Linked DNA regions of Homo sapiens: region 2 is linked to region 1. Evidence: read pairs that join two places in POLR2A ChIA-PET (ENCODE). Cell type or tissue: OCI-LY7. All regions are shown on one strand. Links, peaks and the distances in the headings refer to the core of each region. The heading gives the core; the rest is flanking DNA.

Region 1 (4,408 bases), core at 155-4,154:
GAGAAAAGAACATTGATCAATATGCAAAATATATACTGAGTTAATTTGCATTAAGTTATTCTAATTTAAGTCAAGATGACTGGTCGATTACGCATTCAGAGATTTCTTATATATAGTAAAATAATTAATATATTTTAACTAATTATTAAATATTAAATAGTTGGGAGTTTAAAGTTAAATGCAAATATAAATTTTTAGACAGTGAACATGACTAGCTACTTCCTGAGTTTGTGGAGAAAAGTTATTTAATCAATATTCCCATAAATCTTTGAAAACATTACAGGTCCTTATCTTCTTCAAATGATACAAGTGTACTTTAGCTTGAGTGTAATAGTTTAGATTAGGTCTTTTGTTTCTATGTGATTGATCATGGTCAGTTAACTAACTCTAGTGTCTCATGTGGTTGATCATATAATCACAGCCTCAGGCCACAACTTCCAAATTATGGCTATCGCCATTTGTCAAGCCAGCTCAACATACAAGAAGTAAGTTAGAGAATAAGGCAAAAGACTTGGGGCTTGACCACTAGAATTGCCATGTAGGAAACAAGATACTGATACATTCTGCCAACTTTTTCAGAGACTAGTGTGCCATATCAGATTCCTATTGGTAAGAGATCAAAGAAAGAGTCATTTCTGTTTCTTTTTCTCTTTGCTCTAAAACCTTACCCCCCAAATCATTTAAAAACCTGGATGAGTAAATACATTGTAGCAGAATAAGTTTAAAGCCTTTAGCTATAAACTTATTTTTAAAGTGGCTTTAACAATCTTTTTCAGTTATTTGATTACATAAAGGCAAGTATTGGAGCCACATTCACCAGAGGCAAGCTGGAAGTTTTGTTTCTTACAGTTTCCAGTTTGAGCCTAACACCTATGACTGACTTCTTAGAAATAAGCCATTTACTTTTTCACATTCCATGGATAAAATAAATCAAAAAGAATATTCAGACCTACAAGAGAAGAATCACAAAATAGAGCCCTGGTGAAGACCAGTATCCAGTGCAGGAAGTAAAATCAAAATGCAGTGCCCTGATTCTGATACCTCTGGCAGCCTCCCCTCATCAATGTGTGTCCCAAATAGCCAGGGTTATTCTATGTTCCCCACTATTCTGCTGGATGAGATTTCTTGTTTATGTGTTAGTAGGTGCTTGTACTCTCCCTTCAAGATAGTACATTTATGATTGAGTATGGTTTTCTGAAGATCATATTTAAACATAATACATGGTGGTTGATATATGTGGGAAATATTGTTCAATAGTTTCTTTTGAGATCAATCAAATCACATTATATACGATGCAAATTCTTACACAACTGTTTCATCCAGATGATCTTATGCTGGGGCTGTCACCTGTGGAGCATAAGTGAAAGCAAAATTATAAAGTATTTGCTCAGTTCTTAAGGAAGGATACTTGCCATCATATCTTAGGAACTCTGGCCCTCTAGTATAACATTGTGCCTATTTGTTGGCAAATTAGGGAGCCATCCAGATGGTACCATTTTTGTACATTCCGTGAAGAATTTCTGTCCCTCTTAAGACCTTGCTTCAATATAACTGGAAAGGCTTTACGTCTCAATGAGCACCACCTAAACTTCAAATATTGGAGAGAGATAATAAAATGCGTAAATACCAAGTAAGGTGTAAATAACTGATAGCTAATTCATTCTTAGGGGCAAATAAGTTGTTGAGATTAAAAGAAGGGATTTATAAGGGCCCTATGAACATGTTTTGGGAATTTGCAGAGCAAGAAGTGGAAAATATGTTGGAGCAACAGTATGGCTGACTTCCATTCCTCATGATAACGCATACATTGCATCTTCATTCAGATGGATCATGGTTAGGCATCATAGTTAAGCTCAGTAACAAAAAATTGTAAGTGACAAATCATTGCTCTGTATTGTGTAAATGCCTGCTGCTTTTTTTATTTTTACATGAGTTTTCAACACCAGACTTCATTTCTTCAGCAATGATATTGTTTAGCTATATCCTCTGGTTAAGTTTTCCTGGTGAGAATACAAGTCGAATGCTAGCATCTTAAGAACTCAGTTACAAACACTCAGTTCTTACCTGCTTCCACTTTTATCCTCCAAACCATCTTCCAGTGACCATGTTGATAGCTGAATGGAATATGTTGCAGAGGGAGATTGTGCTGGCAGTTGCTACCTTATTTCTAACTAAGAATAAACTGATTTTGTTTCAGACAATATAAACTTTTATTGTCAACATCAAATTGTTTTCATAATGAAAGTATGGTCTATATTGCTTTTCCCATTCTCTAATTAGTCATTTAAAGTACACTCCTAAAGAAAATATTGCCTTTTGATGTCACTCTAGAGATAGTAAAATCAGTGGAAAACTGTCTTTCTTTAAAAAATAAACAAAATGATAAAGTGATGATATAATAAAGTAATTAGGAATTCTTAGGTAAATAGCTTATATGGATTTCCCTTAATAAATTATTGGCCTTTATAATAGGAGCTTCCTTGGCCTTTATACAAATTTCAGCAAACTTTACCAGTGTTCATTAAGCTATAGCATCAAGCAACTGAGTTCAACTTTAAAGCTTCCTTGTTTTGGATACTCAACAATATTTGCATCAGTTACAAACTTGGATGAAATTAAATAGCTAAAAGAATCATGTGACTGAATGTATCATAACATAATCTAGCATGGCACAGATTCTACTTTACACTATTAATATATTTGATAATTTGATCTAATAGAAACTAACTTTTTTTTCTTTTCACTGGTGAATCTTAATTAAAGTAAAATCATTACTTGCAGCTAAAGTTCTGATTCTGCATTTTATTCAAATTATGATCATATTCCTCTCAACAGAATTCAGTGAGCTTTTTGCAAAAACCATTTTATAGGCACATATAAAATCTACAATATGGCAAGCTAACCTTATACCAAAATATATGTTTCTCAATACTGCTTGAAAGAATTGTACAGTCATTATAAATGTTAATAGCCCCTATCTGAGAATAATAAAAACTGGGGATAGTGTTGAGGTGGGATGTGGGCAGTTTATCAAAATTTTCAGCTTTGTTTTTGCTTCTTAATAGTCAACTTTTGTTTTTGTTTTTGTTTTAAAAAAAGGAACTTGATACTTTGTGGAATCCATCTGTGCTATAATCAAATAATCCATCAGCAAGTCTCCATTAATAAACGTCGCTACCAGGAAGAATCAATGTTGCTAAAATTTTGTTCTTTGCTCAGCTCACAATTATTTCCTCTTTCTGTTTTCTCTGGAACAGATGCATACACCAGAATTGCTGTCAGTTTCAAAATTAATAAGCTAATTATTTTATGAGAAATAACACAGAATATATAAATACAAATATTTTAGTAATGTACAAATTGCAAATTCCTATCAGACTGAATAAAAGTGAAATACAGATATTTTTCATTAAAAAATTCTATTGAAGTAGTAAAATATTTGAAATCACATAATTCCACATTTTGAAATATGAATAGAAGTGTTCCTGCTGTATCACGTTCATTCCTTCTATAAACATGTATAGATTGCTATACTGCGCTAGGTCTGAAGCTCCAAAGAAGAAAACAAAGCAGGGGCTTCCTCAAGCAACAAAACCAGCTTGGTAGCCAACAAGATTACATAGGGAAGTGACAAGGTAGTTTTGGAATGCTAGATCAAGGGATTTGGCAAATGCATGTAATACCTCTGGTGGATGGGACATGTAATTTGTCACTGATTAGAGATTCACAGAAGAGATTCCAAACAGTATTAAAGATCAGCTAAAAGTATAGGCTAAGAATTTACAGTAATGCCTATCCACAAATTGTGTCAGAACTATGTTACCAGTGGAGGGTGTCTAGGTTTTTGGTGTCTTGAACAAATAATTGGACAAAACACACAAACAAAGCAAGGAAGGAATGAAGCAACAAAAGCAGTGAATTATTGAAAATGAAAGTGCACTCCACAGGATGGGAGGGGGCCCAAGCATAGGAGCTCAATAACTGCGCTACAGAATTTTCTAGTGTTTAAATACCCTCTAGAGGTTTCCATTGGTTACTTGGTGTATGCCCTATGTAAATGGAGAGGATATTTCTTGTCATAGCTGAAGTGTTTCCATTTGATTTAGTTCTAAGAAGTCAGCGTGAATTGGCCTTATGTTCCCTGCCTCCAGACCCTATCCTCCTGCCTCAGCAATATACTGCATAATTGACCTCTTTTTAAAGAAATAAGCATAATGACTCCAATACCTATGGCTTGAATAAAAATTTGTGTTGATCCCAATTTACAAAAGTCCCAGTTTACAAAAAGCATCAGGTTCCCAACCATAATTTTACATACTCAACTTTATTCTAGAAGGGCATGGAAGGCAATAAGAGTAAACAGCTATGCAACTATGGAAATCAGTAACCTGTGTAGAAATTACCAACA
Region 2 (4,408 bases), core at 326-4,325, 83 kb before region 1:
GGGCTTGAAGAAGATGCACATTGCTTCCTAATAAAGACTAGAATGCCCCCATTGTCTGAAAATGATGCAGTAATTTCCACCTCACCCAGTGTCTTGAACACTCCTCAGCATCTAAACTCAACTCCATTTTTAGCTTACATGCTGGGAAAGTGCTAGGCATGTTAAGAAAGATAAGCGACTATATCCCAAAAAGACCTGAGGACATCTCTCAACAAACTTCTAATGGGTTCAGCAAGACCTAGTCAATATACAATTAGTCCTTTGTATTCACAGGTTCCCCACCCACAGATTCAACTAACTGCAGATTGAAAATATGACAAAAATACAATAAAAAATAATAATGTAGAAATTTTTTTAAAAAGTATAACAACTACACAGCTTTTACATTGTGTTAGGTATTGTAAGTAATATAGAAATGATATAAAGTATACAGGATTATGTCCATAGATTATATGCCAATGCTATGCCATTTTACATAAGGGACTTGAGCATCTACAGATTTGGGTATCCAGGGGAGGTCCTGGAACCAATCCCCTGTGGATACCAGGGATGACTGTATACTGGAAGGAGTTAGGAGAGTGTGATTTGGTCTGTATCCAGAGGCTCTTGTATCAAAGAAGGTAGAACATGAGAATGGATAATGGCTGGCCAGTTTATTGATAAAGGAAAACTATCCCAAAAGGATTTGACACTTTGATGAAAACCTCAGAAAACAGTGTTAACATACTGATTGAGTTATTAGAAGTTTTGAGAAAGTGGTAGTTTATAGTAGGTAAAGTATAAATGCCAAGACTGCCAGACGTGGCAAAGAAGAGTTTAAAATTTTACAAAAGTGGCCAACCTACTGAATATACTATGTAAGGCCAGAAAATTCGCCATTTAACCATATTCTGAAGAAGAGCCGCATTTGCCAAAGCAATATGTGATGTACTAGTGAGAGAAATATCATCCTGGAGAAACTCAATGTCACCTGCCCTCTACTGGGAGGACTTATGAGTAATAAATACTGTTACAGAACTGGGTTCCTCGATGACACAAAAGGTAATGGAATCTTGAAAAGGTGGAGGCCAAAAGCAGTATTTAATCATCAGAAACAGGATGGAACCAGTTGCCATAACTAGTGGAAAAATCACAATGGCCACCTGTAGGCCATGACTCTCAGAGAGCTATGGAGGTAGTTAATAGATAGCAGCATCCTCAGGTGGGGAGCTGATGAAAGTTTCTCCATATGCACAATCAAAAGAAATTAAGCATGGATGGTCAGTAGACTGAGGGCAGCATCTCCAATAAAATTCCATGGTTCTTGACAGTTTCTGAACTTGAGCCAGTTTTCATATATGGGGCCTATTGAGATAAGGAAAGAGAGAGGAGGGGGTGGTGGAAAAGAAAAAGAGAAGTAGCATCTCCCACACTTAAGAATATTGCCACAAGCTATTAACAAAGTGACATGCATACCTGCCATCTTTGAGTAGGTCCAGACCAGAAAAGTATTCTGCAATAGAGAAAAGCTAGAAAAAGTAAAAGCTGTACCAACCTGGCATATTCTTATACAGAGGTTTGGGTAATGGGTAATGATTCTTTGTTATTTATGGCATAGTGGAGAATTATGCAACATTAAAAAAAAAAACTCTGTTTCTAGCATGTTATTTGGCCCTGGTATAGAAGAAATACTTAACCATAAGAAATTAAGTGGCCATTTGCCCTGCAAATCATGAGCTGAGTTCTGTCAGACCCTTCATGTCATAAGCAAGGCAGGCCTAGTAGAAACACATTGTAACATAGAAATGATACATCTAAAATCAGGAATATGCAGTGGTCCAGACCCTTGTAACACCCACCATTGGTGTACCAGTCCCTCTATATCTGCCTACATTTATAACAATATAGGAATTTATCTTGTCCAACTAATGGAAGTTGAGCTTAATCAGCTGCTGTACTACAACCCTAATCAGTAGTGGTCCTGAAAGGTAATAATGATAGAAAATCTACATGGTAAAGCCTCAGTCTTAAGACCACTTGCAGAAGCAGGGATGATAATTTATCCCACTTCCCTTCTTTTTGTAAGTTTATCTTGAATTATAGACTAATAAGCGTCACATAAAATATGTGTGAAATTTATCATAGGGTGGAAGTGGACTAAGATAGCACAAGGGGTGAACCATAGTGGATGCTGTGGTGCACAATCCAGAGATCTCCTTCAGAACTGTCAACAGATAATGGTTCCCTGCTGAATCCCTCTCCATGAATTGCCTTAAGTCAAAGAGAGCTGCCTGCTCAGGGTAATATTTGTACCCTGAAGAAACCCAATCTATGACTGATCAATAAAATGATATCAAGACCTGATCCCTGTGCTTCGAGGCTGGATAACACTGAAAGGCTTTCTCAGATTCAGAGTTCCTTGTGGATATGCTAAGGCTTTTGTTAAGACTGAATCACAGTTTACATTTTCTCTGCCCAAACTTCCTTCCTTCACCCCAACACAGATATTAATATCAAAGGCACTGGTAAATCAACTTTCTTCATTCAAGTCTTCATCTCACAGTCTGTTTCCTGTACCAAATATAAGGCATAATCCTTACAGAAAATCAGAGTATCTTTATCAGCTAACATATTAATATAATGATTAATTTTAATTCATTCCAATGCCTAGGCCTTAATTGGTCAACAGGATGACTCAGACTTGTTTAAATCTAGAAAAACCTGAAGATTTTTAGTACAGTATTAGTAATACAGAATTGAAGCTGGAGTTCTGATCGAGCGAAAAGCCATTGTCCCTGGCAATCTCTCCTGGATATCTGGAGTACTTCATTTATGACAGAGCATGGTGATCATAATTAAGCATAAAGGGAGATTTCTGGCACACTAAAATATTTGTTGGACACTTATATTTCTCCAGGATAATGCCATTTCCCCTCACAATATAGGATATTGTGACCTATTTCTAGTCTTTCCCCAACCCCAGCCATGCATTCATAGTTCTCTAAGAAGATGAAAATAATTTCCAGCTATCTTGATCTGTTTGTATTGCTATAGCAAAAGAACATAGATCATAGGTTGGGTAGCTTAAACAACAAACATTTATTTCTCCAGTTCTGGAGGCTGAGGATTTCAATATCAAGGCACCAGTAGATTCCATGTCTGGTGAAGGTCTACTTTCTGGTTCATATACAGCTATCTTCTTGCTGTGTTCTAACATGATAGAAAGAACTAGTGAGCTCTACGGGTCTCTTTTATAAGGGTGCTAATACCACTCATGTGGGCTCCACCCTTATGATCTTCCAAAGGCCCCACTTCCTAATATCATCATATTGGGGAATTAGGATTTTAGCATATGAGTTTGCGGGATGCACATGTTCAAGTCATAACACCAGCTCAAAGAACTTGCCACTCTAGAATTCAGGAGGCTTTTTGTTTTGTATAAAGTACATTGTTCATGGTGCCTATAAATTTTATACTGTTGTATTGGACTAATCTTGGTACTATTTTTGCATTATTTCATGTTGTCTAAAAGACATTAAGATTGGACACTACTACAGCTGATGCTCTCTTGAAAGCCTACCTCCTGGCAAGAGGCCAACTAGCACAAAAAATAGTGCACTAAACAACCAAAACTAAAGACCTTCACAGAGTCCATTTCACCTGCCTGTTACTTCCACCAGAGCAAATGCTGATATTCATGGCTAAGATACCTGCAGATCATTCACATCACAAGACACTGTGCAGATATCCCCCAGGACCAGACTGGAAACGGGTAGACCTGCTGGGTGGCTAGATCCAGAAGAGAGATAACAATCACTACAGCTTAGCTCTCTGGAAGCCACATCCCTAGGACAGGGGGAGCATACTACATCAAGGGAACACCTTGTGGGACAAAAGAAACTGAACAGTAGCCTTCCTTCTGAAATAGCCTACCCAAATAAGAAGGAAACAGAAACACAATTCTGGTAATATGACAAAATAGGGTTATTTAACACCCCCAAAAATCACACTAGCTCACCAGCAATGGATCCAAACCAAGAAGAAATCCCTGATTTACCTGAAAAAGAATTCAGGTTAGTTATTAAGCTAATCAAGGAGGTACCAGAGAAAGATGAAGTTCAATGTAAGGAAATTGAAAAAAAAATGATAGAAGAAATGAGGGGAGAAATCTTCAGTGAAATAGATAGCATAAACAGAAAACAATCACAACTTCAGGAAATAAAGGACACACTTAGAGAAATGCAAAATGTTCTAGAAAGTCTCAGCATTAGAATTGAACAAGCAGGAGAAAGAACTTCAGAGCTTGAAGGCAAGGTTTTTGAAGTAACCCAATCCAAAGACAAAGAAAAAAGAATAAGAAAAAAATGAACAAAGCCTCCAGGAAGTTTGGGATTATGTTAAGTGACCAAACAAGAATAACTGGTGTTGC

The links. Peaks named below come from ENCODE experiments on the same cell type or tissue, not always from the same donor. Only the 100,000 strongest peaks of a DNase experiment are listed, where the experiment ranks them.
Region 2: POLR2A ChIA-PET joins it to region 1 with 8 read pairs; 2 of 35 experiments call an interaction of 5 or more read pairs at or near these places.

The regions. Positions count from the first base shown.
Region 1 is chr5:100,841,121-100,845,528 of GRCh38, reverse strand. The region is part of intron 4 of ST8SIA4 (ST8 alpha-N-acetyl-neuraminide alpha-2,8-sialyltransferase 4); the gene reads left to right. Among named protein-coding and RNA genes, the nearest start is that of MIR548P, 27 kb to the right of the region's middle. RefSeq lists an enhancer at 3,729-3,948. In OCI-LY7, for the core only: a CTCF peak has its summit at 362; no DNase peak of the experiment used is centred there; H3K4me3 peaks cover 608 bases; H3K27ac peaks cover 640 bases.
Region 2 is chr5:100,924,499-100,928,906 of GRCh38, reverse strand. The region is part of intron 1 of LOC107986437 (a long non-coding RNA gene); the gene reads right to left. Among named protein-coding and RNA genes, the nearest start is that of ST8SIA4, 23 kb to the right of the region's middle. In OCI-LY7, for the core only: a CTCF peak has its summit at 997 (motif pointing left); no DNase peak of the experiment used is centred there.